Linked DNA regions of Homo sapiens: regions 1 and 2 are each linked to region 3. A link is an interaction called in ENCODE POLR2A ChIA-PET data of the cell type or tissue named here. Cell type or tissue: GM12878. All regions are shown on one strand. Links, peaks and the distances in the headings refer to the core of each region. The heading gives the core; the rest is flanking DNA.

The links. ChIA-PET counts read pairs that join two places held together with the same protein. Peaks named below come from ENCODE experiments on the same cell type or tissue, not always from the same donor. Only the 100,000 strongest peaks of a DNase experiment are listed, where the experiment ranks them.
Region 1: POLR2A ChIA-PET joins it to region 3 with 6 read pairs; 1 of 35 experiments calls an interaction of 5 or more read pairs at or near these places.
Region 2: POLR2A ChIA-PET joins it to region 3 with 6 read pairs; 4 of 35 experiments call an interaction of 5 or more read pairs at or near these places.

Annotation. Positions count from the first base shown.
Region 1 is chr2:44,773,169-44,783,954 of GRCh38, forward strand. No RefSeq gene overlaps it. Among named protein-coding and RNA genes, the nearest start is that of LINC01833, 160 kb to the right of the region's middle. In GM12878, for the core only: a CTCF peak has its summit at 5,995; DNase peaks (open chromatin) are centred at 5,703 and 6,873; H3K4me3 peaks cover 2,557 bases; H3K27ac peaks cover 2,536 bases.
Region 2 is chr2:44,702,671-44,713,456 of GRCh38, forward strand. It overlaps CAMKMT (calmodulin-lysine N-methyltransferase), which reads left to right. Exons shown (of 11, transcript NM_024766.5): 4 at 1,613-1,673; 5 at 3,617-3,671; 6 at 4,729-4,792. Among named protein-coding and RNA genes, the nearest start is that of LINC01833, 230 kb to the right of the region's middle. In GM12878, for the core only: no CTCF peak of the experiment used is centred there; a DNase peak (open chromatin) is centred at 5,821; H3K27ac peaks cover 257 bases.
Region 3 is chr2:44,612,030-44,622,815 of GRCh38, forward strand. The region is part of intron 3 of CAMKMT (calmodulin-lysine N-methyltransferase); the gene reads left to right. Among named protein-coding and RNA genes, the nearest start is that of CAMKMT, 260 kb to the left of the region's middle. In GM12878, for the core only: no CTCF peak of the experiment used is centred there; a DNase peak (open chromatin) is centred at 4,782; H3K4me3 peaks cover 567 bases; H3K27ac peaks cover 1,234 bases.

The sequences.
Region 1 (10,786 bases), core at 3,388-8,387, 160 kb after region 3:
CCATGAGATGCTCTAATGCCTTTTGTGGAAATTCAGATGTTTATCTGTAAGGAATCATCTGTGCCCACTTTAGCAGTAATGTCATTAGTAGGTTAGCTATATATCCTCATGTCTTTAGTACAGGCAAAAACATGTATTCAGTGTGATACAATTAAAGTGATAGGTGAGAGACTGGGGGTGCATCCTTTTGCATGTTAAACAAACTTAGCTGTCATAAAAGCAGCGACTCTCAAATGTCTTCTCTGCTCACTTCTATCATCAAACAAATTTTTCACCATCAGTTTGCATGTCCTTGTATTCACCACTTTTTCTGCTCCATTAGAGCACCTAGATGGATCTCAGAAGGCATAGGTCAAGTCGCAGTTAGATCATACATTTCTTTCTCACAAAAACTTGAATTGCAATGCCAAGTGATGGGCTAACATCACAATAACAGCAATTTATTCCTCTTTGGATAAAACAGCAGTCTATTCTCAGTGCTAGATAAAGACCAGGGCAATGCAAACCAGCCATTTAGCTGAGTAGTTCAGCTAGTGGCAGCTCTCCTTTGGTGACTGTATAGGTTGCACACTGGCTTCATATTTTCTTGTTTAAAAATTAGAATTTGGCATGTTTTAAAAGGCAACACAAGCCATTCCATTTATACTGGTGAAAATACAGCAAAATTATTTCCTGTGTAAAACCTGCAACTAACTCTGCCAGACAAAGAAAACGCATCCCTGTAGTAGCACCTAAGATGGTCTATTCTTTTTTCTTTTTAAATATGGAACAGCAGGACTATGAGAATATTTTCTTTTTTCTCTCAAGAAAATACGTGAATTGGCAAGAATTCAATTTGTATTTGTGTGTTGTGGGTGGAGAAATCCAGTGTTTATGTCTCTGGGAGATACTATATTTTAAAAAGTAAACTAGGAATGTATTTTTTTAAATATCTGAGAACAGTGTTTCAGAATTGAACTGTTGCTACCAAGAGATACGTAGTAAGGAAATTCACTTATTATGTAATTAAAACCTAGAGAATCTCCTATACAATGTTAAGGGTTTCCTAGATCTGCTCTTCATGGGATCCTCACCTGGAAATCTCTGTAGTCCAGGTTCTTTGAAAGTTTGTAAGAAATGTTCTATATTATTGAATAATTTTAGTTTTTATTTTCCCGAAGTTTAATGGAATGCCGATACTGAAAAGTGAAATAGAGCAGCTTTGAAAGTTTGTCCATTTACATTTCTTTTGAACTTTATGATTATTTCTATGAGTCAATTGCAATTGAAATGGCCCATTCCATAATTGCCTATGTAATTATGCATGTGTTTGTTTCAGAAAGGAAGCCTGTCTGCTTAGGAAATCCTAAGAATAATATTTCTTTTCTTTGTGTACCTTTATCTTCTGATAAAACTCATGATTTTCCTTTGTCATACTAAGTAGATTTGGTTGGATGAAAGAATGTTTCTAATATTGCCCGTGGTCAGTTCTAATGCTGTGAGATGAATAGCTACATACAAGTTGGTTATAAGAAATATATTTTACTTTATAGCAAGACATATGCCATGAATTGGGATAAAAGTGCTAGAAAAGACTACCTAAGAGGTTGATGCTATTTTGTATAAATTGTGTATTTTGTTGGCTTTTTGACTGAGCATGAAAATGTAACTTCCATTAGGGAAGGGTAATTTAGGTGCTCAGTATTCAGCAGAAAACTTGTCAGGGCCATAAAAGCTTTTCTGGCTAGTTCCTCGGGTGTTTTCAGAGAAGAGCTGCCCGCCCCTTGCTGATTTTCCCTTTGGCTTCAGTATGGGCTGAATTTACCACTGCATACCTGTTGAATCAATTTGGGGGATCCAGCAGTTAACTGAGTGAATGGAAGGATTAGTTGCCCTCTGGAGCCCTATTTCAACAGCCAGGTGTCTGTCCTAAACTAGTTAACTGCTTTTGACAGCTGAAGAACCTGGTTTTAATACCAGAGGCAGGAGGTAGTGGTGTTTTTTTCCATCTCTCTGCTACCAAAGTGGGGCAACCTGCTCATGAGGGTTAGGTGGTTTTTGTTTTTTAATAGGAACCTAGCTTCCATGGATTTTCTTTGTGCTTAGTCAGCATTTGACTTGTTTCCAATCTATGCCAGACAATTCATTAGCATTGTCTGGCAAGAACCTCTCACTGGACTCTGGGGGTGGGGCAGAATGCCCACATAGGGGAGAGAGTCAAAGTATATGTACAAGCATATACACACACACACTCACAGGAAAGATTAAGCTATTTAGACCCGAGATCTGGGCTCCAGCCGCCAGATTCCAGGTACATCCCCACCCTAGATCAAAATCCCCTGAGTTCAGGCTGTATGAAACATCATAATTATGTTGATTGTATACCATAAAGAAAAAATGGATTTGAAAGTCAGGCTGATTTTAGGCAGGGTAAATATGTTTTCCTGAGTGGACTACTTCCAAATTAGGAAGGATCCTGTTAGTGTTTATCAAACCATTAAGCCTGAAATGCCACTTTTAATTCTCACATTTCATTTTACCCAGAGAGCTTACCTTCCAGGCTGTGGCTAAATGCTCACAGTGTTCTCTGCCCTGGAAGTCTGTGCATTTGGAGTCTGTATTTTGCTTTTTTTGTCCCCCTGACTTTTCAATTAATACATTTTTTAACAGATAAAACAGATCATACCGTGACTTTTAAAATGTCAACAAGCTTGTAAACAGAAATGTAATAAAATGGCTAATAGGAGATTCAATAGTTAATAGAGGGCCTGAAGTGTGAGCAAATACAGTAGCTGTATATTGGAAACTGTGCAAGTGAAGATGGCTTTAGTATTGCAAACTGAGGAAGAAAATTGTTTTTAATTAGCACCTTCATAAGAACTGCTGATTAATACTGTTTTGTTTGGTGAAAAGCTTTCAGCTGAGTAATTTGTACAGCCATTACAACAGTTTTGTTAGAGCGGGACTCCTGTTGTTAAACACAAACAGCAGATGATAATGGTGGAAGATGAGTTTGTCATGTAACAATTTACCTTATTGAAAAAAGCTTTATATAAAACCCAATACAGTAGGTACCAGCAGAAATCACATATTTTAAATCCTTCCAAAATTGCAGTGTGCCATGCTTATGGTTTGTTTTTTCCTCAGGGCTAGAAGCAGATTTTATATCATTTATAAAATTATATACACAATTTAAAGGTGGTGTAGCGTGGACAGACCACTTTCTTAGCAGCAGTTTACATTGGAGCAGTAAACTGGCATGTATTCAAACATTTCCTAACTACACAAAGAAGGTGGAAAAATGGAAGCCTAATTAAATAATGTTACTCAAATGTCAATTTGCATTGCGACTGGATGCAGGGAAATAAGAATTGGTGTTTCTGCCTTAAGTGGGTTTATCATGTATAGGATCTTAAAAAAAAAAATCTCAACAGAAGTTTAAGTAACCCTTTTTTTTTTTTTTTTTTTCTGGTGATGTTTTAACTGACCCAGAGGAAACAGTGCTCAATCAGTGAGACCTGACCAGAGAATAAGAGGCCGATTTCAGTGAACTCCCATAAAATGGATATTTTGCTAGCCAGAAGCATGGGAAATTGTGTGTGTGTGTGTGTGTGTGTGTGTGTGTGCTTAAAATAAAATCCAATGGTAAAGCATATTTGCATTAAAATATTACGCTAACCAAGGCTGGTAAGAACTGTAAATTATTGGAGTGGCGTAATAGAGCATGAGATTTTTTTTTTTAAGACAGGCCTTCGGGGTAATAGCAAGGGTTGAGGCTCACGACAGTGCCAAATAAGCTTTAGACAGCATAATAGTCTGCAAAGAAAGCCACAGAGCACTAATGTGAAGGAAGAGCTGTCCACCACATGCAGCAAAAATCACCAAAGGTCATTTTATGGTAGCAATTGTGACATAAAATTGGTGGTCATGCTACATGTCTAATACTCAGCACAGCTTTATAAATGATGGGCCCCTAGCGATGGCTGTCATTAAGTGCTTTCATCATAATAAACTTTAAACTGTTGGCTTTATGAATCGCCAGCTAGCTTCAGCTGTTCGTTGGATGGAGCTTGCAGTGCCTTAAGTGTGACAAGACCTATTAGGAATTGCAACCATGTTTCAAGCGTACTTGGCTTCCCCACTCCTGGGGTGATTGCTGCCTATTAAACGGCGTCTGGGAAGATTTTCCTCCAGCAATCTCTGATCAAGAGCTTTTTTGGGCTTTGACCTGCATTTCCTTCAAGACTTTCTCTGAGGAGTTTTATAAGAGCAAAACTCCAGAGCATTTATAGCCACTTCTGATTAATACCTTTCCAGTTTTTCTAGCAACTCTCCCACTGCTGCATAGAGAAAAGCTTTCATTGTTCCTGAGGTGCTTATTTGTGACCTTTTTTCTGCTTCCTGATTCCCTCTAACGTGTTCTCTCAGTGAAATCCTCGGGGTGGAACCCAGACAGTTGGTGAAGTTGTTACAGCTGGAGAGACAGAGAAGGAAAGAGAGAGGCTGTTATATTTTTAAAGGATTACATGCAGAGCAGCCTGGCCCCGCCCATTTAAATACTAATGTGACGTCACCTGCCGCCCGCTGTACCAAACGCATCCTTAATGAGCCCTCGGTGTAAATTGAGCCGACACATAAAGATTTCATGATTCAAATTACACTTTCATTAACCTTTAGCATGGGAAGTCTTTTAGTTTCTATAAATCTTACAGTGGCTTACCGTCTGTCCTACTGATGTGAATAATAGATGTTCGGAGAATCACTCTTTAAAAACCAGTGTTATTTAATTTACAAGGGCTAAATACATATTTCAGACTCACTTAGCAAGAACTTTATTTACTTCTTGTTGCTTGTTCTGACTTTGAGGCCACCCCTCATCCTCCCACCCCGTTTTCTTCTGCTTGACTCAGATGTTTTGGAGATGGTAAAAGCTTTCAATGTCTAAGTCCCTGTCTTAATACTCTTATTTGTCTTTCTTTTAGGCTAAGTAGTGTCCTAAAGATAGTTCAGGGAATGTCTCAGGTGTGGACCATTACACAATTAAATTAGCAAACCTCAGAGGGCTTGGATTAGAACCCGGCAGGGAACACTTGGGGATTCGAGGGCAGAGCCAAGCTTTCTGAATGGCAGTGGCTCTCCCAGGAACAGCAAGGGTTGGCCCGCTTGGTAGTCTCAGTCACAGACTTGTCTTACCAGATAAAGTATTGCAGGCACTCTTTTTTTCTCCTGGGAGTGAACAGGAAATACATTAGTGAATGTGTCAAGCCGAAGGGAAAACAGGAGTTGGAGGGCTCGTGGCTTTTCACATACAAAGGCATCCGCCATCCCACCACGGGAGCCGGCCAAGGGTGGACAAGTGCATTTTGAGGCTGCTGCCCAGGTGCAAGGGGAGGGGGCGGGGCGGGCCGCAGAATGCCCCCGAACAAAGGCGCCTCCAGGGGCCTGTGCAGAGGTCACCTGCTGCCTCCAGGGCAGATTAAGGAGGACTGCAGAGGGCATTTGGAGGAAATGGTGCTGTGCTTCTTTGGGAAATCAATTCGTCCCACCCTTAATAGGGCATTTTGCCCTCCCTCTTTGGGAGTCCCAGGCGAACATGCTTCCAGGTCTCTCAAAATCAGTTATAACAGACCCACGTTTGAAGAGGCGGCACCTTTCCCTGCCTGCGTTCCTTCAATAGCCTGTGCCCCCTGAGAATCTCTTTCTGCTCTCTGCAACATCTCACTTCCCTTTTCTCTCTTCTTTGGGCTCCCCCGCCCCTCTCTACCGAGGCCTCTTTCATAATTAGGCTGAAAGTGGAACTTTCCCCCACTCCCTTACTTTGAGATTTCTTTTTTCCCAGTGACCTGGGCTGCACTTTGCCCCCACTCCCTGCCTGCCAATCTCTTCAGGGTTAGGGCCTCTCTCTTTCCATTCTTGCCGCTCCCCCTCCTTGAGAGCTCCGGGAGGCCCAGCCTCCCTGAATCCGATCGGCTTCCAACACAGCAGCCCCCCTGTGGAGGAAGGAAGAGGCCTCCTCAGAATGAATGGCTGGTAAGGAGGTTTTTAATTTGTCTGGAGCTACAAGAAAAAGGCCTCAGAGCAGCGTTCCCTCCCTCACCTCTGCCGCCCACGCTGGGCCACTCTGCCTTCCCGGTGGGCACCGAGGCCGCACCATCCCAGGCCAGGTCCATGGTGAAAGCTGGGCGGTGGGATCTGAAAATGTTGGCTTGTTGTCTGGGCATCACCTGTGCAATCTAGAATAAGGACTCGGCTTTGTATATGAAATTCTACTTTTTGATGGTTTGCAGCCTACCAATGTGAGAAAGGTAGAAGCTGAACACGATGTGACTGTCAGACTAGGTCGGAAAGTGAGCTCAGGCCATCACTGTCTTGATCTGCAGTCTGCCTTCTGATGGCCGAGCTCTCCTTGAGCTTCAGGGAATGTCACCATGCTGTTCCCAACCCAGAAGGCAGTACATTTAAAAGCTTTGCCCACCTGACCTATGGTTCCACCTCCAGGTACATTAGCCTTCATTTTCCTCCACAGGCTTTATTTTTAGGAGCAGAGGCCACATCCCTGATCCAGCCTACATTTTGAGTGGATCTCTCACTGTCCCTCTGTCTCTCTCTCAAGCAGCATCTCATGATGCCAAGCGAGAGCAAGTATGAAGCAGCTTGGAGGAGAATGAAGCCGCTCACAGCTTCTGAGTGTCCAGAGATCTTTCCTCTCTCCAGGGATACTCCTGGTTGGCCCACCTTCTGCCCCATAAGATGAGAACCTCGGCTCTGGGCTGGGTGACAGAGGTTTTGAGTCTCCAGCTTGCATTTCTGCCAGCTGTTAGTGGTTTTCCCTCACCTCACAGCCAGGTGCTGCTTCTGGGTCCTCTCACACACACCCTCACCCCCAAGAGACTAGATAAACCATCAGTGGTTACAATAATCTCAATATGAATATGATACTGTAGGTATTTATCCAGCTCTACCCTTGTGGTAGATTGGTGGGGTTGGGGAATAGCAACAGTACTTTCCAGCTCCTTCCATCAAGAAATGGACTCTTTCTTCACTCCTTGATTCTGAACTTGGCTTGGCTTGCTTTGGCCAAGGAGACATTAGTAAACATGAGTACAAGCGGAGGTTTGAAAATCACTTGTGCATTGAGGTTTGTCCTATCTTGATGTTTTTGGAACCCAGCTACCATGTGAAAAAACCCAGGCTGTGCTGCTAGACAGTGGAGACATGTGGCCTAGTCACCCCCATTATTCAGCCATGAGCCACTGAACGGCAGTGGCTCTCCCAGGAACAGCGAGGGTTGGCCTGCTTGGTTGTCTCAGTCGCAGACTTGTCTTACCAGATAAAGTATTGCAGGCTCAACTCTTTTTTCCTGGGAGTGAACAGAAAACGAGGACCAAACAGCCCCTGGGAGATGCAGCTCTGGCTGCAGCTGTGTGAGTGGGCCAGGTGAGCCAGCAGAAGAACTGCCCAGCTGAGCTCAACCCAAATTGCCTGCTCACAGAACATGAGCTAAAAATGGTGGTGTTTTAAAGCAACTACATTTGGGGCAGTCTGTTAACTAAGTGATGAGCAACCGATAACTCATGCAGTTCTAGATCTATTCTCTGGGGGTACTTTTCTGCGTCCTTACGTTTAACTTTTGATACAATGTTTTGCCTAAAATGTGGTGAGTTACATAGTGACTAACATTTCAAAAACACAAAAATAGGATGCAAGTACCACAGGCCTCATTTACCCTTCAGAAATTGAACCTATTACAGAGGCACATCACTCTCAGGCTACTGAGAGAGGACACCAGAGAAAGTGGGCTACAGGAGAAAGAACAATGAACCTTGAATCAGAATACCTAGTCCAGCCTGGACTCTACCAGTACCAAGCTGGTGATTGTAGGCAAGCTGCTTAATCTCTGTGGACATCAGTTTCCTCTTCTGTAACATAGGAGAGCTGAACGACATAATTTGAATTCCCAGTTCATGCTAACTTCTGAAGTATTTGAGATAAAAAACATTCTATTATGAGGACCAGAGATATTGGCCACCTCAGGGAGTTAGAATTCTCTGGTACTGTCAGAGAGTTGTCAGACATTTAGCTTGGCCCTAGAGAATATGTAATACATTGCAGGGGACTTTCTCCCATGAGGTTCTGGGGTGGATCCCAATGTTTCACCTTCCTCTGCCCCAGGCTGAACATTGCAGGGCTACCTCAGGTACCACTGCGGGGGAAGGGAGGAGTGGTGGGGGCCCAAACTCCTCCATTTTTATTCACTGATCTAATCAATACAGACATACTTTTATCACACTTAGGAGATAATTGCATTTTTTTTTTTTTCCAAATTGAAGGTCTGTGACAATTCTTTGAGCAAGTCTATTGGCTCCATTTTTCCAACAGCATGTGCTCACTTCATGTCTCTGTCACATTTTTGTAATTCTCACAATATTTACTTTTTCACTATTAAATTGTTATGGTGATCTGTGATCAGTAATCTTTGATGATACTATTGTAATTGTTTTAGGGCACCACAAACTGTAGCTAGATAAGATGGTGAACTTAATAAATGTTCTGGGTGCTCTAACTGCTCCAATGAAAGGCTGTTCCCTGTCTCCCTCCCTCTTCTGGGCCTCCCTATTCTCTGAGACACAACAATATTGAAATTAGCCCAGTTAATAACCCTGCAATGGCGTTTAACTGTTCAAGTGAAAGGAAGAGTTGCATGTCTCTCACTTTAAATCAAAAGCTGGAAATGGTTAAGCTTCATGAGGAAGACGTGTCAAATGTTGAGACAGGCTGAAAGCTAGGCCTCTTGTACCAGTTAGCCAAGGTGTGAATGCAAAGGAAAAGTTCTTGAAGGAAATTAAAAGTGATACTCCAGTGAACACAGGAATGATAAGAAAACAAAACAGCCTTATTGCTGATAGGGAGAAAGTTTGAGTGGTCTGGATAGAATATCAAACCAGCCACAACATTCCCTTAAGCCAAAGCCTAATCCAGAGCAAGTCCCCAACTCTCTTCAGTTCTATGAAGGCTGAGAGGTGTGGAATCTTCAGAAGAAATGTTTGAAGCTAGTGGAGGTTGATTCATGAGGTTTAAGGAAAGAAGTCATTTCCAGAACATAAAAGTGCAAGGCAAAGCAGCAAGTTATCCAGAAGATCTAGCTAAGATCACTGATGAAGGTGGCTACACTAAACAATAGACTTTCCATGTAGATGAAACAGCCTTCTATTGAAAGAAGATACCATCTAGGATTTTCATAGCTAGAGAGAAGAAGCCAATGCCTGGCTTCAGAGGACAAGCTGACTCTTTTTTTAGGGGCTAATGCAGCTTTTGGTGACTTTAAGCCAGAGCCAGTGCTCATTTACCATTCTGCAAACCCTATGGCCCTTAGGAATTATGCTGTATCTATTCCACCTGTGTTCTGTCAATGGAACAATAAAGCCTGGATGACAGCACATCTGTTTACAGCATGGTTTACTAAATATTTTAAGCCCACTGTTGAGACCTACTGCTCAAAATAAACATCCCTTTCAAAATACTCATTGACAAAATATTCATTGACAATGCACCTGTCACCTGAGGGCTCTGATGGAGATTAATGTTGTTTTCATGCCTGCTAACACAACATCCATTTGGTAGCCCATGGATCAAGGAGTAATTCTGACTTTCAAGTCTTATTTCAGAAATACCTTAAGCAAGGCTATAGCTGCCATAGATAGTGATTCCTCTTATGGATCTGGGCAAAGTCAATTGATAACTTTTTGGAAAGGGTTCATTATTCTAGATGCCATTAAGAACGTTTTTGAGTCATGAGAGGAGGTAAAAATATAAAAGTTAAGAGGAATTTGGAACAAATTGATCTTAGCATTTGTGGATGATTTTGAGGGGTGCAAGACTTCAGTGGAGGAAGTCACTGCAGATGTAGTGGAAATAGCAAGAAAACTAGAATTAGAAGTGGAGCCTGGGCCGGGTGCAGTGGCTCACGCCTGTAATCCCAGCACTTTGGGAGGCCGAGGCGGGCAGATCATGAGGTCAGGAGATTGAAACCATCCTGGCTAACATGGTGAAACCCCGTCTCTACTAAAAAATATAAAAATTAGCCGGGTGTTGTGGTGGGCGCCTGTAGTCCCAGCTACTCCAGAGGCTAAGGCAGGAGAATGGCATGAACCCGGGAGGCGGAGCTTGCAGTGAGCCGAGATTGTGCCACTGCACTCCAGCGTGGGCGACAGAGCGAGACTCTGTCTCAAAAAATAAATAAATAAAAAGTGGAGCTTGAAGATGCGACTGAATTGCTACAATCACATGATGAAACTTGAGTGGATGAGGAGTCACTTCTTAGAGATCAACAAAAGTCATTTCTTGAGATGGAATCTACTTCGGGGTGAAGATGCTGTTGAAATAATGACAAAGAATGAAGAATATTACATAAACTGAGTTGATAAAGCAGGGGCAGGGTTTCAAAGGATTGTCTCCAATTTTGAAAGAAATTTTACCGTGGGTAAAATGCTATCAGTCAGCATTGCATGCTACAGAGAAATCTTTCCTGAAAGTAAGAGTCAACTGATACAGCAAACTTTAGTGTCTTATTTTAAGAAGTTGCCACAACCTCCCGAACCTTCAGCAACCACCACCCTGATCTGTCAGCAGCCATCGACATCGAGGCAAGACCCTCCACCAGCAAAGACTGTGACTCACTGAAGGCTCAGATGAATGTTAGCATTTTTGAGCAATAAACTATTTTTAATTACAGATGTACATTTTGAAGACAATACTATTGTAAACTTAATAGACTACAGTATAGTGTAAACATAAGTTTTCTGTGTGC
Region 2 (10,786 bases), core at 3,330-8,329, 92 kb after region 3:
ACTTTCCTCCTAAATATGACTCCAAACACTTCTTGCTGGTTTTCCTTGTTTCTCCCTCAAGCTGTCATTCCTACCAGAAATGCCAGAGAGGCTGAGGTAGTGTGTACACCTGACTGGGCTTCCCTGCAACAAATGCTCTATGGAGACACCTCTTTGCTGTTTATATATTTACCCCCTGAATCTCTTAGGAGTTTACTTAACATTTCTTTAACACCCTCTTCTCTGAAATGTTTGGATTTCTTAGTCCTCAAAGTTGGAGGTTCATCTAGGGGAAAAAAATTAAGCCTTTTGTAGATGTTTCAACCTTGCATTAAGACCATCAGCAGAGTGCTTGGTGTTGAGTCAGAGAACATTTGCCACCCGTTCCCAGGACTGCATGGTGCTCTCAGCCTTAGGAAGTGCAAGATGCCTGGTGCTCTGACTGATCTTTGAGTTTGATTAATTGGGGGAAAACATAATTTTTATAAGGTTATAGTTTATTCTAATTATAAGGGTAGTATATGCTTATTGTAAAAATTTTGGAAAATACAAAAAAGCATAAAGAAAAAAATTAAAAACACTTATAATCCTACCATCCTGTGATAACAACTAGAAACTACAATTTCCAAGCATGTTTGTCTTCTCTTTAAGCAATTCATATCCATTCATGAAGACTAAGTATTTGAAATCAGTGATTTATGGATGACAATTTTAGAAAATGTCCATCCATGCAATTTAGCAGGTAGAATTATTGTTAAATTTAAAGATGTACCAAAGTTGGTGAAATTAAAATTTCTTAATCTTACACAGCAGTTTGATTTTATTTAACTGAAGAAAGACATAATTGTGGCCAGGCACAGTAGCTCACACTTGTAATCCCAGCACTTTGGGAGGCCGAGGCAGGCAGATCACGAGGTCAGGAGTTCGAGACCAGCTTGACCAACATGGTGAAACCCAGTCTCTACTGAAAATACAAAAATTAGCTGGGCGTGGTGGTGTGCACCTGTAATCTCAGCTACTCAGGAGGCTGAGGCAGGAGAATCACTTGAATCCAGGAGGCAGACTTTACAGTGAGCTGAGATCTCGCCACTGCACTCCAGCCTGGCGACAGAGCAAGACTCTAAAAAAAAAAAAAAAAAAAAAAAGACAGAATTGTGCATGTTTAAAAATATTAGCATGGAATCAAACAAAAAAGTGTAGTGACGTCAGTGGTTTTGTTTGCTCCTGTGTGTGATCGTCCCATTTATTTTTGCCTAATATGGGCTGCATATATAAGCAAGTCTTCAACTGATACTAATTAATTTTATGTGCACAAGATGAAGATCTATGTGAAGTACCATCAAAATTTAACTTGATATTTGTGATTTTGGTTGTTACTGTTTTGGCTATCTTGTGATCAAAATTTAGTATAATTTATTTAGGATATTTTTCTATTATCCTTGGGAAAGAGTTATAAATCTCACCACTATAAAAATAACAACAATAAAAGACACCCGTGACATGACATATTATAAGTAATAACAATGTTGTTTGATTGAAGTTGAAATAGCTTGTACTGAACATTATTTTTAAAAGCCGTTTCTTAAAAGAATGACTTCTATAATCAAAAGGTTTATCCTCTTGTGTTTTCTAGGCATCTGGCCATCTGAAGAGGTTTTGGCTTACTACTGCCTCAAGCACAATAATATATTCAGGTACAGAGCTGCACTTAAGATATTTTTTAGCCCATCACGGATATTGAATCAACATATTAAAAATTGCCATGATTATATTCTTCAAATTAAATTGTTAGAAAAAAATATAAGAAAAGAAAAACAGGAAGAAAAGGAAAACAGAAAGAGGGGAAAAAGTTCACAGTGAACACATGTTGCTTCTCAAGTGAAATCTGAATTGCCTTGGGTACTAATATTGCACAGCAAGGTTTTTGCTATATGTCAAAGGCTTTTGATTTCCACTCAAGGCATTTTATTTCACTTTGATTTGGGGGAAACAAAAGTGAAGCTCCAATCAATCCTTACTGATTGTGAAGGTCAAAAAAAAAAAAAAAAAAACCAATAAAGACATTCTTTAAACTTCTGCTGGGGAAGTCACTACAGAATGTCTGATAGATAAATACCTCACAGCTATTATTTAATGATGCCATCCCACCCCTGGTTTTAAAGGTAGTTTTATATATCTAACAATATGTATTTGTGAACTATAAATTACCATTACGGATTCATGCTACGGAAATAAGTGTTTTCAACTGTTAGTGTGCATTACAGATCGAACCCATGGATGGAATTTAGGAAAAAAAAAAAAAACTTTATTTGAAAATTCTAAAGATGTTTGGTAGACCCAGAAAATATAGGTTTTTCATTTTAATTCTCATTTTATAAAAGTCATTCAATATATACTTCCTGAATAGCTCATTATGATAGCAGATAAGCCGCTAGTGATCATAGCGTGTGTTTTAACCGTATGTACTTACAAGATTGGGTCAATAATATGTATTTTTTTAAGCTCTATGGGTCCATATTTACCAACCAGTCTACAATTGCTTTAAACAACCAAACACTCATTAAGTGTGTTTTGAAATATTAATGTCCTTGCTTGGCTTCTTCTCCTCCCTTTCCCCCTCTTCCCACCTCTCCCTCTCTTTTAATTTTGCTTTTTTTCTCCTCTTGAGGTAATAAACTTCCCAAACTGGGAAGAGGAAACAATCCTAAGAGTCTAAGCATATAAATAAGAACAGGGCAATTTTGAATGTGGGCTGCAGAGCTGCCCTGGAAGTCTGGCATTTGTTCATCTCGCTGTGCTTAAGCTTGACTGGAGCTCCAATCAGCGAGCAGTGGGCCAGGGCGAGAATGTCACACGTTAAGGGCTGATATTTAGGCACAAAGGGGAAGGTAAGTGCAGAGTGCCACCCTAGACTGTCAGCTTTAACTCTGAGCCGCTTTACTTTTGAGCTGTGAAGTCAGAGCCCAGTCATTACTTTAGCCTGGGTTTGCTGGCTTAACCATATTATGTCCCTGCATTGTTTATTCACTGTGTTGTGTTGGGGTCAATTGTGATTTAAGTGTTAATTGCTAAATGCTCTTTGTGTAATTGTTCTTTATGGGGACTGTTCAGCTTTCCAAAATGTTTCAGTTTGTTTAAGAATTTTTTTTTAAAATTCAGGATTGCATCTATTTATTTTGTGTGTGTTGTTTGTATGTAACTATAATATAGGTATATACACACTCATATATATTCTTCATTTACTTGTCTAACTGTTTTTGAAGGAATGAATGTGGATTAACAGTGTTATCCTTTCCTAACACTTCTCTTTCGCTACTCTAGCTAGTTTAGTTCTAAAAGACAGCGCCATTGACAAGGGAAAAAAAGGGAACCTTCTCAGATTTTTCAGCTCAGCGGTGGTAATGTTGCAGTGAACACTAATGAGGGAACCCCCACTGATTTGCCTGCTTTGTGACTTTTCTATTTCATAATTATTTTTAAAACGCAAAACGACATGAGGTAGCCTAGTCATGTCTCTACAACTTCCTGGTAGCGCCGTTCTTACTGCAGATGGCAATTTGTTCTTGTAACATATATCTCTCTCTGACCATTTTCATCTAATTTGTATGGGTTCTACCATTTCTTTTCTCTCTTTCAGGGCCCTTGCTGTGTGTGAGCTAGGGGGTGGCATGACATGCTTGGCTGGGCTCATGGTAGGTCTTTTCTCCATTCCAATCCCATTCAGAGGGAGGAACAAAAGGAAAAATGTTCCAGGGCCTCCAACTGCTGGGTCAGAGAACCGTCAACAGCATCAGCTGCGGTCAAGCTGCCGGGTCTTGAGAGACCTTCTAGATTGACTTACTTTCGGATCATATTGATTTTATGGTTGCCTCGATGAGCAGAAACATTTTACCTCAGTGTAGTCAATATTGCTTGTTGTGACATTCCAGGCCTCGCACAGTCTTTCTTTGCCATAGCGAAAGCATTTTTTTTTTTTTTTTCAGATTATAGTCCCATTTGCTAAGATACAGGAATAGCCCGGCGAATCACAGTTGGAGCACCATGATATAGCTGCTAATGTTTTGCCTGCATTATTACACCAACAAACATGATCCAGAGCGCTCAGTAATTAGATTCTTTTGAATTAGATTGGCCATTCAGGAACGTCGTTCCCCATTCTCTGGGTTCTGAGTCATGTATTCAGGAGATATTATGTAGCAGCACAGTGCATTAGACAAGTTTTTATGTCTCTACAAATAAAAGCATATTGTTACACTGATTGGCATTTGACAAACCTGTCGCTCTTATACAATGTGTCGAGGTTACAGCCCAATGTGCGAGCATGTCAAAGCTCACAAAAAAATTACCCTCACAAAGCCATCTGCCTGCAATGCAAAGTTATATGAAGGGCATCAGGCAGTCAGACAGAAGCAAGCTGAAAGGCAGAGTGACAGCCTTGTATGATGGCTCTACTAGATAAACAGAAGCCCACAAATGAAAGCCTCTCAGAATACCATCATCCGCTGTCACAATGCAATTACCGAACAGAATGATAGCAAGATAGAGGCTCCCGCAAATGGAATGATAAAAGTATTGACTGATTTGATTGAATGATTAAAATAATGCAGACATAAAATGAAAAAAGATTGAAGATTGTTACAGAGAAATAGGTGAGGAAGCATGATACTGAAGGCTTGTCACTCCTGTCTTCACTTCCACACAGACAAGCATATTTGCTCATTGTTTGCTGTGCTCCCTTTTTTTTTTCAGGTTGCTATTTCTGCAGATGTCAAAGAAGTTCTGTTAACTGATGGGAATGAAAAGGCCATCAGAAGTATCCTTATTCAGATAGAAAACGGGTTTGTTGTGCTCATTCCTTTTTCCTGGCTGAGTAACAATTGATATAAAGAAAGACAGCATGGGGTATTAAAAGAGAGTTTCCCCCCTACATACATGATAAGTAATTAAGAAAAAGTAGAAATATATGAATTCCTTGCATACAACTCCGTAGGTTTTTTTCTTTCCATAGATTTTTATAGACATCTCTCATGAAAGGAGCCTATTTTTGTGGACCTCCCGAGGCAATAAGAAAATTTGTTTCATAATAATTTTCAAGCATTCTTGTTCTTTTATTTCCATTGGAATTTGCCAGTGTAAAACAAATTATTTGGTATTTATTGTATTTGGATATTGCTGGCAAATATTAACTTCCAGCTTCATGTTTGTTATTACATTTATACACTTGATATTGTATGTACTGTATAATATTGTGCCTGGTCTAATTGCTGAGGGTACCTATATCCCCCACTGGAACAGCTGTCAGTTCTTCATTATTTCCTTTTATTTAGGATTTTATTTAGGATTATACAAGCTATCTCTATTTTTCTGCTATGCTATTGCAGTTCAAACTCCATTAGATTATGCTTTACTAATATGTACACAGAGTTCATGAAAATTGAACTGTACTTTAACTAAGAAAGCAAGCATAAATGTAGCTACTTTAGCAGTCGAGCTGATTTGTTCAGGGGCAGTTAACAGCTGTTAGAAACTGAGAGGAAAAGTGGCAGATATGTTTGCTTTGGATTTTTTTTTTTTTTTTTTTTTTTTTGGTGTGCCTTACATTTACATTATGAGGGAGACAATCTACTTATTTGAATTTTAAGCTCCTAAACTGCCAAAGCAGTTTTGATTTCTGTGGCATCTTACATACAATCTATTTCTGATTTTCTTTTTCGACTTCTGCCATATGATTTTTTCAAAATATGCAGCAGCTTCATCAAGCTGCTCAAACAGGAGAAAGGAGGAACGAGAAGCACAGTAGCTAATATTGTTCAGTAACACTTGTATGCTCTACAGAGCCCCACCCAGCTAATTGCCTGACAGACTTAAAAAAAATTCAGGAAGGAAAAACAGCCAATCACAATCTTGGCCTTTCACACAAGGGAAGGAGATCACAAAAGGTGCTTCCTTTTTTTAAATGCAGGATTTTAATCACGTTCTTGAGACTGTCTCAAGTTTTTCAAAATATTCCTGAAGATGAGCAGATGTTTTTTCATTCACTCTGCTTTATTCTGAGTTATTTCGTGCATGTATCCATGTATCATTTCACTGTGCTCCTCCTCCTTATGTCAGGGAATACAGAGCAAGAGGAAGCTCAGGTATGCCAGCTCAGCCCCAGAGAATTTTTAGAGGGTGGGGGGAGCAGGATTATTGGACAAGAGAAGATTATTTTAGCCACAGAAACTTTCAGCTTGGGCCCGGTAACCTAAGGTTTTTTTCAAGTCAGCAGGTGTCTTATTTAATAGCGTCAGAAACCAATTAGAACTTTTATCAAACTATGGGAAACATCTGTAGTCAGTATGTAAGTCTAATTGTTCTAAAATTATTATTGAGCTAAACTACAGAGCTTCCAAAGAAGGGAAGCAATGCTAATGTCATTAATTAACACACCTTTGCTTTAAACAACAAAGATGCCATGCCAGCTTTTGAAATCAGAGAGGAAATCTCAGATTCTGTATTCATTCTGCCGGCCTTTCAAAGAAATGATTGGTACAGCCCCCTCCCAAGAAAATGGATTTTTAACATTTGGTCCTCAGAAGCTCAGCCCTGAGAGTGCTTTATTGTGCTGGGTTTTACAATGGGTTTAATATAGCGGGGTGCCAAAGGGCAGGAGGGGAAGAACTTTACAAAGTAGATAAAGTAGGTCTTTTCAGGATGCAGACCAAAACTGGTAGTGTGTTTTATTTCATCTCTTAGGACTTTCCTGATGGAGTTCCGTTTTTACCATGCAGTTGTTCTGTGTTTGTATGCCTTTTTCTGTTGTAACCAGATCTAATTTTTTTTAATTAAGAGAAAAAGCATGCATAAAGCCTTAAAATTGGCAATGTGTTTTTCCTGCTTTTAATACTAATGTTATTCTTGATTTGCTAACAGAGCTTACAATTGGCATTCGTTGTCATCTGTTTTACTGACTGAGGTTAATATGAATGATTTTTTTTTCTATTTGCATGCCCACTTTCTGTAAGAATAACTAATTCACTGAATCACATACTATTGATGCATATAGATTGAAACAAACTTATTTAAAAATTACTGTTTACATCTTTCCTTTAAAATTTTAGGAAGTCTAAATTATATAGCAGTTGTAGGATATTATTCAAAAATTACTTTCTAAGAAGTAAAAGTGGATGTCAACAAAAAAAGGGGGAGAAACATTGCCAGAAGCCAGAAAATCTGTTAGTAAAGCTGCTAATTATTCTTAATGGGCAAGATGAGCACATTAAGAAACAAATGAATACATCAGTGAAATGTAATTGAAAATTGGCCTGGCAATGGCATATCGCATCTGAGTATTGGCCTGTATATTATTCTTATCATTTTAAAAATTATTTTTTTTGTTCTTGGCTTCTGAATTTAATGAATCCAACTGAATCTTCTTAGTCTCTTAAGCTTCTAAGATTCTGATTTTTACCTTTTTTTAAAAAAAAAAACAGCATTTCCTGATATTTCCTTTTAATTTTATATTATTTCTATTTGTTTTAGTATGTGAGGCAATGAATGGATTGGTTCTGAATCTTTATATCACAGAAGCATGTCAACCAGTTTTGAGTTTATTTATTATCTCCCTAAAATGTATCAGATGGATTGCCTATGTCTTCTTGAGTTTTCCAACTTGACTCTGAAAAGCTAGATGTTGATCTGAGATTTATTAAACAGAGATGTCTGGAAAGATATTAAGACTTGAGGTAAAAATTTTTAAGTCACAAATATTTTCTTAGATTCATGGGTAGTTTTCCCTAAAGTCTCCTTGATCCTTAAACTGCATTGCTGGGTCTACGAACTCAAAGCCCCCACACCTGAGAGCTGCTCTTCCCTACAGATGCCATTTTATCTGTACCCCAAGAGAACAAAGGATAAATTAGAAATGGGATCATTTGGTTTGTCCAGTTCTCAAATTTATTCTAAAATAGTGTGAAACATGTTCCTTTTCTTTTTTTTTTGGCAATGCCCCTTTAGTGTCAAGAAAGAAATCTTCAACTGCCCACATATAATAATTACTCCATAAGGTTTGTAACTTGTGATAACAATGACCTAGGAATAGGAGAGAGACATGGTATACTGAGTTATTATTGATGCTAAGCCTCTTCTAAATTATAATGAATAAAAGTAGAACTCCTGAAGGTGAGCAACCCTCTCTGGCTACAATCACTAATGTGCCCAGCACAAGCACCCTGCCTTAGTAAACATCTAGCAGTTCTATGCAGAAAATTCCAATGTTTGGTGACCCATTTCTCTGTAAGCATCTTATCCCCAAAGTATGCACAGTGTGGATCATGATCTTGAACTTAGGATTCTCCAAAAATGGGTAAATCCCCTGTGCTTTTTAAAGGAGACACCCCTGGTTTAACATTATTTTTATTTAATACAATCCCTGACTTGAGTAACTAATAAGTGAAGCTTCGTGTGGGCTGTGCAGCCTGTACCATAGATGGTTAATAACACGGAAATCCCGGGCCATCTTCCTGTGTCCAGGCTTCTTCTTCCAATGCCGGCTGTACTTCCATCTACTGATGAGTCATAAGTAAACTATATGTGCCTCAGATTGGGTAGCAGCACAACAAATATGTATTTTTTGGAATTAAATTAAAATTAATTCAACCAATATTAATGGCATGTCATTACAGGTGCTAAAGATACAATAGTGAACAAGATAGGTCTAGTACCTATCCTTGTGGGGCACAGATTTTGCCTTGGCTAGAATACATTTATATACATGAAGGGCAGAAGTTCTTTGATAACTTTGGTTATTTAAATTCTACAGTATAAATGTTCACATAATTAATTCTAACTTTTTTTCTTCTCCTTTTTGTGGAGAATGAGGTCTTGCTGTGTTGCCCAGGCAGTCTTGAACTTCTGGGCTCAAGCTATCCTCCTGCCTCCACCTCCCTAAGTGTTGGGATTACAGGCGTGAGCCACTGTGCCCGGTTCAGGTAATTAATTCTAAGCAGCAGGAAAAGAAAATAAAGTGTAACTGCCAAACCTCATGTTAGTTACTTTACCCACCTCTTCACCCTACCAAAGCTTTTGCCTGAATTATACACTAAGATAATGAATTGACGTGAATTGGGCACCTACTGTGTGCCAGGCCCATCACACGTGATACTCCATTAAGCCTAACAAATAGGTATCATTACTTCTGTTTTAGAGATGGAGCTCAGAGAGATTAATTTATCCCAGGACACGCAGCCCCCAAATATTAGAACCAGCACTAGAAGCCAGGTTCATTTGACTTCAAAGCTTATGTTTTTTCGACTTAAACCATTCTGGGTCACCAAAAACTAAAATGATTTGGTGAACGTCATCTTGCATTTCCTTACATGCTCTGGAAATAAAGGCCTCTCATCCACGAACATAACAATTGGCATTGCTAACAGAGTTTATAGTACCTCTATGGTATCTTCTCAATTCATATGAGTAATAAGCACATTTAAGAATATTTTGCAGCCTTAAATTAGCAAATATTGCCACATTAAGCATTAAAAAAAAAACTTGAGAGATCAAAATGAATAGGGTTTATATTATAATCTCATAGTTTCCTACCCTCATTTTTGGTATTCCAGCGAAAATAAAGATAACATAAACCAAGAAAGTGGTGCTTTGTGAATCACAGTGTTATTATTTTTGAAATATCTTCTTGCTTAAACAACATGCCAACTCTCAAAATATATATATAACTACTGATAAATAATTGCTAATTGCAGGAGGAGGCTGATATTTTTAACAATATGATGCATACATATAACATGTATATAATTTGTTTAAATTACTATTATATAAAAATATTTTTTAAGAATAAAAATCAACTGAAACAAAATTGAAATGGAGCCCTACCTCTGAACGGGGCTTTATTTGAGAAGAAAACCTAGAGTTAGAATTCCGGTTTCTTTTTAGCCACAAACATATATCCTGTAGCTCTGGAAGTCCAGTTGCCTAGACAAGGGGATTGGAGGCAATTACTCTGTATTCATTTAATCAGAAATCACATTAAGGCTTTCTTTGCACCCAGTCCCTCCCACTGAAGTCCTCCAGAAGGTGGGTGCGGTTCAGAGAACACGATTTGGCCCGTTGTGTTGAACACTATCCTGGACATATCGACTCAATGTGATTGGATTTCCTTTATTACACTGAGGTGACACAGAAGAATGATAAAATCTATTATTGGACAACACAGTGCCGTCCAGAAGAACCATCAAAATCTGACCTAAAGTAAGGGGTGGGGAGCAGGATGTCTGAATTTATCTCTTAAGGTAATATTTTAATATACTGTTGACATTTTTTCTTCTCATGCTCATTTTAATATTTAAAAAAACCTCTTAAACCACAAAACTTATTTCCTGTCCAGTTCTAAAAATAAAGCAGCCTAAATACTGCTGTCGAATTTTTTTATTTAAAAAATTGCTTCTAGAATATAAATACATATGTTTGCTTCAGCCTGACCACCTGGAGTCACAGGTTTATAAATTGTATAAAAGTATATAGTGTTAAGATGTTTACTAAAAATTATTAATAGGTTTTCTGAGTTATATAATTTAACTTCCCTGAGACTATTTTATAAAAAGTATTACCTCCACTAACAAAATAATATGTTTTGCTTGATAGATTAGTCATGTACTCATACGACTCTACAGGTGTACTGGGCACATTATGGCATGCGGTTGGATGCCATGGAAACTCTAAGGAGGGTGTGGCCAGAGTGTGGGGGAACTTAATCAAAAACAGTTGTCAGCTGACTCTTTACTAATTTTGTTCTTCTCAGAATAAAGATGTC
Region 3 (10,786 bases), core at 1,903-6,902:
AAACATCCAAACTATATCATCTGGGTAACTTTCTAATAAACTATGTATGTGATGTCAAATGTAATTACCATATGTAATTTTAAATTTTAAAAGCCTTTTACTTAACTTTTATGCACTGGAATTGTGTTTTAAACCTAACAGGAAGCCGTTATCATTAGAATGATCAAAACCTGATAATAGTAAACAAAAGAGAAAGTTAATTTATGGGAATAATCATTCGGGCAATAGAATAACCAGCATATATTGCTGTCTTAAAGGGGAGTAGCTGTCAACATGTGTTACTAATAGTTAAAGGTTTCCAGAAAATTTTCAGTATCTCCCTGCCAATCAATAAAGATAGCATCACACTCATCACCATAGCTTTAGTTGTCAGAAATGGTGTATTTATTGACTAAATGCAGCACTTTGAAAAGGCAAAAAGGAGAGTTAACTTTGAGGAAGTAGTGATTACGGAATTTCAGTAGCAGTAATTTCCTCTCACTCTGAATAATATTACAGTTATGGATATTTCCCTATTCTTAGGACTAAATACTTATTTAGTAGTTATATAACTTTGGAAATACAGCACAATACTTTATTAGTTCCTATCATTAAAAGGTCCATGAATAGAAAATGGCTTACTTGCATTTGGACCAGCCCACCAAAAAATCAACATTGGCCAAATGCAGATGAAAGGTTGATTCTGGAGTTTAAATGCAGAGTTTATTAAGTAACATGTTTATTAAATTATAACAGGGACTCAAAAGTGATATAAAAACTCATTGAACTGATAACTAGTAAGACTATTTTAATTATTGTTAAGCTTACTTTTCAATCCCCCTCCTTTCCTTCCTCTTTTTCTCTCTCACTCATTAACGTCATTGACTTTTAAAGCCTAAGTCAAGATTTTCTCTAGACTTGAATAGGTCTTTGCCAGTCTACAATTTCTGTTGTCTGCATACACATTTCTTCCAGATACATTGTCTGGCAATATGGGTAATGGTGAAAGGAAAAGATGAATGGGTAGAAGAATATAGGAATCTATGGTATTCTCTTAAATTTACATGAGATTTCAATGAGTCTTTTGGGGAGCAGTAAAAGATTTCTGTATTTGACATTATTTTGGTAACATGGAAATGTCACTGACAGAAAATTTTAACTCTTATGTTTGTTTTTTATTTATGTAATTAGCATTTGCCTGTCTACTATATGCAGCAGTCAGCTGGTATACAGCAGAACAAGGATACCAGTTGTTAAAATACTGAAATATTTCCTTACTGGTAGAGAAATGGCACTTTCTTGAATGCCATACCCCACCTCTCAGGCTCTGGAAGTCCTAGATCCTCCTCCAGAAACCTCCAGATCTCCCTGTGACCCAGAAAATAAAAGGAAAATGAATAGCACAGCAGCAGGACTTCAGGACCCTCATCTAGTGCCAGGGCAACATCATTCTGATTGGTCAGGACTGTATGCTGTGCCAGTTGTTAAAATATTTAATATTTAATATTACCTTTGGCTATATGCAAAGCACTGTGTTTAACTCATCAGGAAATAAAAAGGTGAATAAGTCACATCCCCTGCTCTCAAGGAGCTCACAGATGAATCAGTAGTAATAATTATACCAACGGCTGACATTTACTGAGCACTTACTAGCAGCATTGTTCTAAGTACTTCTCATATATCATCTCATTAACCCTCATGATATCCTTAGGAGTTTATTTTCTCTTTTACAGAGGAGAAATCTTAGACATAGGGAGATTAAGTCCATATCAGCCAGTCTGACTCCTTAAAGAGTATTGGAGGAAGCACGTGGAGTTCTAATTTGTCACTAGTCATGTGATCCCCTTGGTTTTCACGTCCGTCTCTATGGAATGAAGAGGTTCAATTACATGATGTCTAACAGTCTTAAAAACCTGTTATTCCATAACAGTGATAAGACAAATATTAATTAAAGGCAGAAATCATAAGCATAACTCAAGGCAGAATATGAAAAGCCCTATAAAATAGATAAATACAAATGTAGAAGGGGCTATACATAATTTGTTTCCAGAAAACCTATAATGCTTTTCTTTCTCCCATTTCTCCTTTTCAATTAAAATAATTCTTAGAAAAAAGATCACACATAGTTTCTTTTGAAAGGTTGTATTTGGACTAGATATTGAAAGTGAAAAACAGAAGAGAGGGCATTTTGGGCAAAGAGGATAGCATGAACCAGTAAGTGTTTCACAGGGGAAGAGAGAGATGGGTTTATGGAAACTTGAGTGTCTTCCCTGTGCCAGGGACTGTGTTAAGTGTAAGGAACACAAAACTGACTGAAATACAGTTCCTGTCTGGTGAGAATGACGGAGAAGTAAACCAACAGTAATGATACTGTGACTGGGGAACAGTTGCATTGCATTCTTCATATTTGTCGAAGGCACATATTTATTGAATGTGCCTGTTTTCCAGGCACATGGAAGATGCTGGAGATACACCAGAGAGCAAAACGGACCAAAATCTCTGCCTTCATGAAGGCTATACTCTTATGAGCAAGATAAGCAGAACATAAATAAATAAAATATAGAGTATAACAGATGGTGATAAGTGCATTGGAGAAAAACAAGGCAAGGAAGGGGATGAAATCTGCTGGAGTTGAGAGAAATGAGTTGCAATTTTAAATACAGAGGTCAAGAAAAGCCTCATTGAGGAGACATTTGAATAAAATGCTGAAAGCCACAAAGAGGTAGCAAGTCCTGTGACTCTAGAGTGAAAGATGTTCCAAGCAGAAAGCTGTGTCCCCTCCAGAGTCTTGTCTCAGTATGCTTCACACACACCAGCAATTTGCTTCTTTTTCTTTTGCATCATCAGTCTGCTACTACTGTCCCGTGCACCACCCAGTCTGCTACTACTGACCCTTATTCACTCTAACCAGCTCTTTGGTCTCCTTGCTTTTTTTTTTTTTTTTTTTTTTTTGAGACAGGGTCTTGCTCTGTTGCCCAGGCTAGAGTGCAGTGGTGACATCATAGCTCACCTGGGCTCAAGCAATCCTGCCATCTCTGCCACCTGAGTAGTTGGGACTACAGGTGCACCCCACACCCGGCTAATTTTTAAAAATTATTTTAGAGATAGGGTCTTGCTATGTTGCCCAGGCTGGTGGCAAACTTCTGGCCTCAAGTGATCCCCCGACCTCAGCCTCCCAAAGCATTGGGATTACAGGTTGAATTACTATGCCCTGCCTGGTTTCCTTGCTATTCCATTAACATGCCAGATGACTTTCACATCAGGGGGTTTGCATTTGGCTGGTATATAGAGAATGAATTAGAAAGATGTAAGTCCAAAGTCAGAGAAACCATTTGGGGCCGGGGAAGAGCAATAATCAAGGTTAAAGATGATTAGCAACTGAATTACGGCTATGGCCAGGGGAATCAAGAAAAGTAGACAGATTGAGAGAGATTTAGAAGGAAAAAAATTACTAGAACTTGGTGACTGCTTGGATATGGTAACCAAAGGAGAATGGAGACGCAAGATAATTCCCAGGTTTCTGCCTTGGGTAGCTGGCAGGATGATGATGCAGTTCACTGAGGAGGGTACAGTTTTGGAGGCATTTAGGTGAGATGATGGATGTGGTTTGGGGAATATTACATTTGAGGGGCATTGGGCATGATTTGAGTTGGTATACCATACAGATTAATTTCTTGTCAATATTTTTAAAGTATTGTAATGTGTTTTTTTAACCACACCCTATAATTTAAGTAACAATAGGATCTCCAGAATGAGAATAATAGGGGGACCCATAGAGAGATGGCCTCTCAAAGGCAGTAGCCTTTTAGTGGGCTCTGAAAGATGAGAGATGCCAACTGTGCAGTTAGGGAAGACTCCAGGCAGAGGCACAGCAGACATGCAGGCATTCATCCCATGTCACCAAAACATCCAGTATGTTTTCAGCAAATGCTGAAAACTGAATTACAGCCTATTCTCTGTCCCTTGCTCTCCCTCTAGTTTCCCTAGATCAGGGTGGAAACTCTCCATCCAGCCAACCGTGCACTTCAAAAACCCAGAGGTCAGCCTGGACACCTCTTCTCCCCCGACCTCCAGTCATAAGTCCTGTGGATTGTCCTTGAAATCTGACTGTCACTCTGCTCCCTTCTGTCCTAGCTGCCATCTTCTGTCTCTTGAACTGTGCAGCAGCCCCCTGCCGGTGCCCTGCTTTCATTCTTGTGCTCTTCCAACCCAATCTCCATATTCAGCTGAGTGATCTTTGAAAAACACAAGTTTGCTCCTGTCATTCCCTGTTGCAATGTATTTTTACAAACACATCCTAAGATAGTTAGTCACGTACCAACTTTTAGACCTTTAAAAATTGCATTTATCTGCCAAGCAATTGTTCCCCATGGAAGAAGAGCTCTAGTGACTACTTTGTTCCTTTGTTGTCTCTAATTTTAATATTCCAAAACCCACATTTTTTTTTACAATTGTCATTTGATTTAGATGACTTAAAAGCTTTTTATTACAAGCCATATATATACTAATAGAACAACCTTTAACAATATATTTTTTTGATTCACCAGAAAAGGTGATCATTTCTTGATCACAAGCAGTAAGGTTTCTTGTCCTCAGCTCAACCTCATTATAACTATATATTTGAACAAACTAAGATATCCTCTGAACTGAGTCACCTCATCCCAGGGTTCAACTGACATGGGGAATTACCTTATTTTAGTCAGAAAGCCTTAATTAGATTAGGTTGGCCTTTCTGAACTTTATGTGTTGCTACATACAGGAGTTAAAAACCTTGATCTACACATATCACACAAATCAGGAGAAAACGAAAGCAGAAATGAGCTCATGTTTCTATATGCAGCTGCTTTGATGAAGACATTTCAAATAGAAACCAGAAAACCAAAAGCACAAAACTGAGGAGATAATAGCCAATGAAGGGGAGAAGTGATTAATTCAGATCAGGAAAAAAAGCTGCAGAGTTCAAAGAGACTATGATGAAATTATTAGGGGCTGTTGGAGATGTAATCCATATCTCCTTGTCACATGTGTCCTACGTGATAGTGCCGTGAATGTCATGGGATAAAATTAGTGCCTTACAAAATAAACATGTTTAAACTTTGTGAAAAATACCCACACAAGAGACTGATATACATACATTCAGAGGTGGACACATTTGTCTCTAGAGGGAAATTCATCTGCTATGTGGTGAGAGCAGCTGATAATCAGGAAACTCAAAGTCACATTCTAGCAGAAACTTTTATTAATATTGACCCATAACTGTGGCTCTGCAGGAGTTTTTAATCTCATTGTATTTATGTAGTGTCTTTTGTAATATGATAACACATTTCAAAATTATTATTGTTGAATTGCCAACAAAATGCATCCTAAACACACACTCCTTAGGTAAGGGAAGAGACCCCATGTATGCTGTCCTCTGCTATTGGAAACAAGTTAAAAAAGAGTTATCCAGTAATCTTTTTCTTAAAAACAGTCACAACATCTTGATGATACTGATTCAATTGTAAATTATTTTGGAATAATTCAAACTATAAAAGCTCTAATCTTCAAGATGGGAGGCTTGAATGTGGGAATGTAAGCACAGATGTTTATCTAATTTTATCCAATAGTTTATACTGCACGATGGGCTCACTGAGCCATATTTCCTCACTTTGAAGTTACCTGGAGTTCTACCTGGTCACAGGCTTGCCTGATTTATGTGAGTGAGGAAGGAAAACCACTTAAATGAAGAGTGTGGCTTTAAAGAATATAGTGCATTTTCTCTGAGTGAGCATTCGTGACTTCTGCAGGAAGGTAGATGATATTGGACAACAGATTACTTTGTTTTGATTGAAGATTGAATTAATATTACAATACCAATGCTTTGTCTGTTCGCAGGCAACGAATAAATGAGTGTGTGATACTGAAATGAAAAAAATAGGATATAGATGGCTTATGTAAGAGCCAAATATAGCAGAAGCATACAACTATCAAACTTTATTCAGACATCAAGAAAGCATCATATCTGAGCTATTCTTTTCATCTCCTTCCTGTTTCTTTGTATACACTTCTAGTAGTTAAACTGATTTTAATGGATGAATTTTCATTTAAAAGTAAAAAATGATGTTCTCTGCTTCAAGCAGCAGGTGTGTTTTTAATCTTTAATAGGTCACCTTCCCAAGTGCAAGCAGGCAAGCTGTTATTGATCAAAGAGGTTTTGTTGGGTAGCTCTCAGATTATTGAGTGACAAACTTTATTGAATTTGACTTAACAGAAGTCAGAAGACAGCTGAAGCATAAGAGCTTGCACTGCCATCAGAGTCATTTTACGACAGCCAGGGAGCAAAGCTCAGAGATGGATACTGAGCTTTTTGCTGGCCCTTGGAGATTAACTGAACAGCCTTCCTACCAATTCCCAAGCCTGTCAGCAGAACCAATTAGATTTTCAACCAGTAGACAAGAAGGGTGGCACTTGGGGACCTTTTTGCTTTAGGTCGAAGGCTTTTCAGACTGCGATGAGATGACATTGATGATGACACGTTGAGCATTGGTTGGTTTTAAGACAAGTTAAATTAGCAGTCTTGAAATGATTCCAACTGTCTCCTGACTTCTCACTGTTGCCATATTCAGTGGATCCTGTCAGGAGCAAGTTGATGACTTAATAGTCTTTCTTGAGTGGATTTGAGCACTTTGGCTGTGTGTTTATGTGTAGTTGTCATGCTTAAAATATTCATATGAAGGTTTGAAATATTTATTTGAAGGCGCCTTCTGCAGAGTTCAGCAGTAAGGCTCTCAGTGCTTCTACCTACTTTTTATTTTTTATTTTTTGCTTCTCTAAGCAGTTATTTTGTACAACTACCTTTTATTCTATTTCATGTATAATTGATGACAATGTTTCATGTAATTATTGATAACTTCATTTATGATAAACTTAAAAAGCCTTTCTGACATCATGCATTTCTCCCAGACTACTGTAAATTCAGATCTACTCATAAATAGTTTGGAAATCACTGGGGATTAGGAAGGGCACTATTGTTTTTATTCTGTGACCTTTGGTCCAAGAAGACTGAGGCAGATTTTCATGGAAGGGATATAAACAGAAGGATGGAAACATAGATGTAGTACTAATACACGTAAGATTGTCTTAAACGATGGAAACAGGATATCTTTGAGAAGCTTCATTTTTGACCTTGAAAAAGTTCTACAGGATACTTATTTGAGGTATTGAAAACACCATTACTCAAGTCTGCATTTGAACTTAAAGATTACTGAATAGTCTTAACATCTACTAATATCAGAAAATTGTTATGAGTGTACTTCTGTGTTATATAGATAATTGAGATTTTAAATTCTCAAATTTAAAGTTTTTGGTATTTAGTAGGGTTACCTGGCAAATAACTTAAATATAATAATTTGTAATTCATTGCACCTACTCTTGTACATTTTTATAAGTGAGAATAATTTTAGCTGATTATGTGTGTATATATATATATATATGCATCTGCAAACACATATGTGTGTGTATATATAAATAATTCATGTTTTGTAACAAAGTTCTACATTTTCTACAGTTACATGCTGGTGCTATCACTTGGCAATTGCCGACCCTCCAAAAGGCATGAAAATGAAAATATTTTACAGTATAAATTCTTTCAGGCTACTAGAGAGTACTTTTTGCTAAGCTAGACTTGAAATTTTATAGCTAGCTCCTTGGCAACCTACAGTGGTTACGTCCTTTTTGAAGAGCTTGATTTATAAACAGGGCATTCTTGGTGTATGCACTTAACATTGGATTTAGAATTCTGACCCTATGGTTTCATACCTATACAATGCTGTGGATAGCAATGATGATATGTAGGAAATAAATATTTCAACATTAGACTCATGTTTTCAAAGTGGATTCTTCTAGATGCTTTTTAAGATAGCCACATTTGGCCAGAACCCCATGTAATCATCACCCAGTCCCAGTAAGTGACAACCCATGCCCAGTCTTGCCCGCTGAAAATCCCATTCAGTACTTCTTTTATATTATTTTGAAGCAAACCCAAGATAATCATATAATTTTTTCCATAAATATTTCAGTGTCTATCTCTAAAAGATAACCACAATACCATTAACACATCTAAAAAGACTTAGCAATAATTTCTTAATATAATTAAGATAGAATTAGTATTCAGATGTCATTTATTGTTATTCAGAATTACCAGTGATTAAGATTGTGATAGATTTTTTCTAAACACACCTATTTTTCTTCCCAAATCTGTTATCCTATTGTCCTTTGATACTTTTTTTTTTTAAACTCCTTTTCGTCTTGCCCAGCCAGGACCGTACTGTTGGACATTTCAACCACACTCTTATCACTACCTTTAATTCTTTCACCCCTTGACCCTCTTTTATGCTTACTCATCCTATCATTAACCCTACATAAAGCTAAAATTGGTTTTCTCTGTGCCTGGGCTGTCAAAAGCTATTGAAGAAAAATGCATAACTGTTGATGGCACCATTACACATTTATGATTTTCAGCCTCAGGTGGCCCCTTTGTACCACCTGGTGGTCATTTTACCCATTCCCCATTGAAACAGGAACTATTTCAAATCCATACCTCTTTAATTCCTCAACTTGGCCTCTAGCCAATTTCATCAGGCATCATAGATGACTTGAACATCTATTCTGTGAGAAAGGACAATAGTTGTGAGTTATTTCACACTTCTTCCTTACTCTATATTTATTTATCTTTAATTCCTACCCTCTGTTTCAAAACAAACAGATTCTTTCTTCCAAAAAAGTTAATGTTTAATACCATGGATTCTAGTGCCAGATTGCCTGTTTAGAATTCAGGCTCCACCCCTTCTTAGCTATGTGTCATTGGGCAAGTTATTCAACTCCTTTGTGCTTCAGTTTTCTCATCTGTAAAATTATAGTTATTACAGTTCTTGTCTTTAGGATTGCTAAGAAAATAAAGTGACAATACATGTAAAATTCTTAGAACAGAGCCTGGAGCAGGCCGGGTGCGGTGGCTCACGCCTATAATCCCAGCACTTTGGGAGGCCGAGGCGGGCGGATCACGAGGTCAGGAGACAGAGACCATCCTGGCTAAAACGGTGAAACCCCGTCTCTACTAAAAATACAAAAAATTAGCTGGGCGTGGTGATGGGCGCTTGTAGTCCCAGCTATTTGGGAGGCTGAGGCAGGAGAATGGCGCCAACCCGGAGGCGGAGCTTGCAGTGAGACGAGATCGCACCACTGCACTCCAGCCTGGGCGACAGAGCGAGACTCCATCTCAAAAAAAAAAAAAAAAAAAGCATAAGAAAGCACAACCCATGTAACAGTTGTTGTTACAGTTATATTTCCAAAACTCTACTCATGTTCCTGACTCAGGGTCTTTCCAAGGCTCTACCTGTGTTCCTGATTGTGAAAAGTAAGATACAAGAAAGGGATGGGGGAGGCTGCTTTACATTGGATGGCCTGGCAGGCTTCTCTGAGGAAGCGACATTTGAACTGAGATCTAAAGGATGAGAATAGACCAGTCAAGGGGAAAGCTGGGAGAACATATTCTAGGCAGAGGAAACAAATACAAAGGAGCTGAAAGAAGGAATGTGTTTAGTATGTTTGAGGAAATGAAAGAAAACTAATTATGGCTGAAGTGTAGCAGGAAGGGTGAGAATGGTTCAAGATGAAGTTGGGGAAATAAGCTGGGTCCAGATCATATATGGCCTTGTAGGGCAGAGTAACGTGTGTGGATTATATTCTTAGTTCAGTGGAAAGCTATTGGGGGTTTTAACCAAAGGAATAGCATGATCTAATTGGTATCTTGTGAAGATTATTCTTTTTGCTCCATGGAGAATAGATTTTTAGGACAAGAGTAAAATGGGGAAAAGTTGATAAAAGACTATTGCATTATTCTAAGTTAGAGATGATAGTCATTTGGATTGTGGTGGTGGCAATAGTAATGGATTGAAATACATGAATTCAAGATGTAATTTGGAGGTAAAAGGTGATGGATTAGATGTGAGGGATGTTGAAGGAAAGATAAGAATCAAGTATAACTTCTAAATTATTGGCTTGAACAATAAGGCAGATAGTGGTTTAATTTACGTAAATCATTCTCTAGGAGAGTCAACAATCTCCAGGCACCCAAAGGTAGTGGTAAGGAATAATACAAGGTCAACTACAAAGTTACTCATTTTGGTTTCAAAAATGGCCTTGGCTTCTCGTTCCTCATAAATTGGTAAATCTTGAGGAAAACTTCCACTTATTTATGTCTGGTGTCTTTTTAGCTTTTAAAAAATCAACTCCATAGAGGTAAAATTTGCATATAATCAATGCACCCATTTTATTTTTTATTTACTTTTTCTTTTAAAAAACATTTATTTTAGATTCTGGGGAGTATATGTGCAGGTTTGTTACAAAGACATATTGCATGATGCTGAGGTTTGAAGTACACTTGAACCCATCACCCAGAAAGTGAGCATAGTACCTAATACGCAGTTTTTCAACCCCTGTCATCTTCCTTCCCTCCTTCCTCTTATATTCCCCAATGTCTGTTCCCATCTTTGAATCTGTGTGTACTTAATGTTTGGCTCCCACTTATAAGTGAGAACATGCAGTATTTGGTTGTCTGTTCCTGCATTAATTTGCTTAGGATAATGGCCTCCAGCCGCATCCTAATTGCTGCAAAGGATATGATTTATTTTTTATGGTTGCATAGTATTCCGTGGTATATATGTAACATATTTTCTTTATCCAGTCCACTGTTGATGGGCTGGTTTGATTCCATGTCTTTGCCACTGTGAATAGTGCTGTGATGAACATAGAAGTACATGTGTCTTAT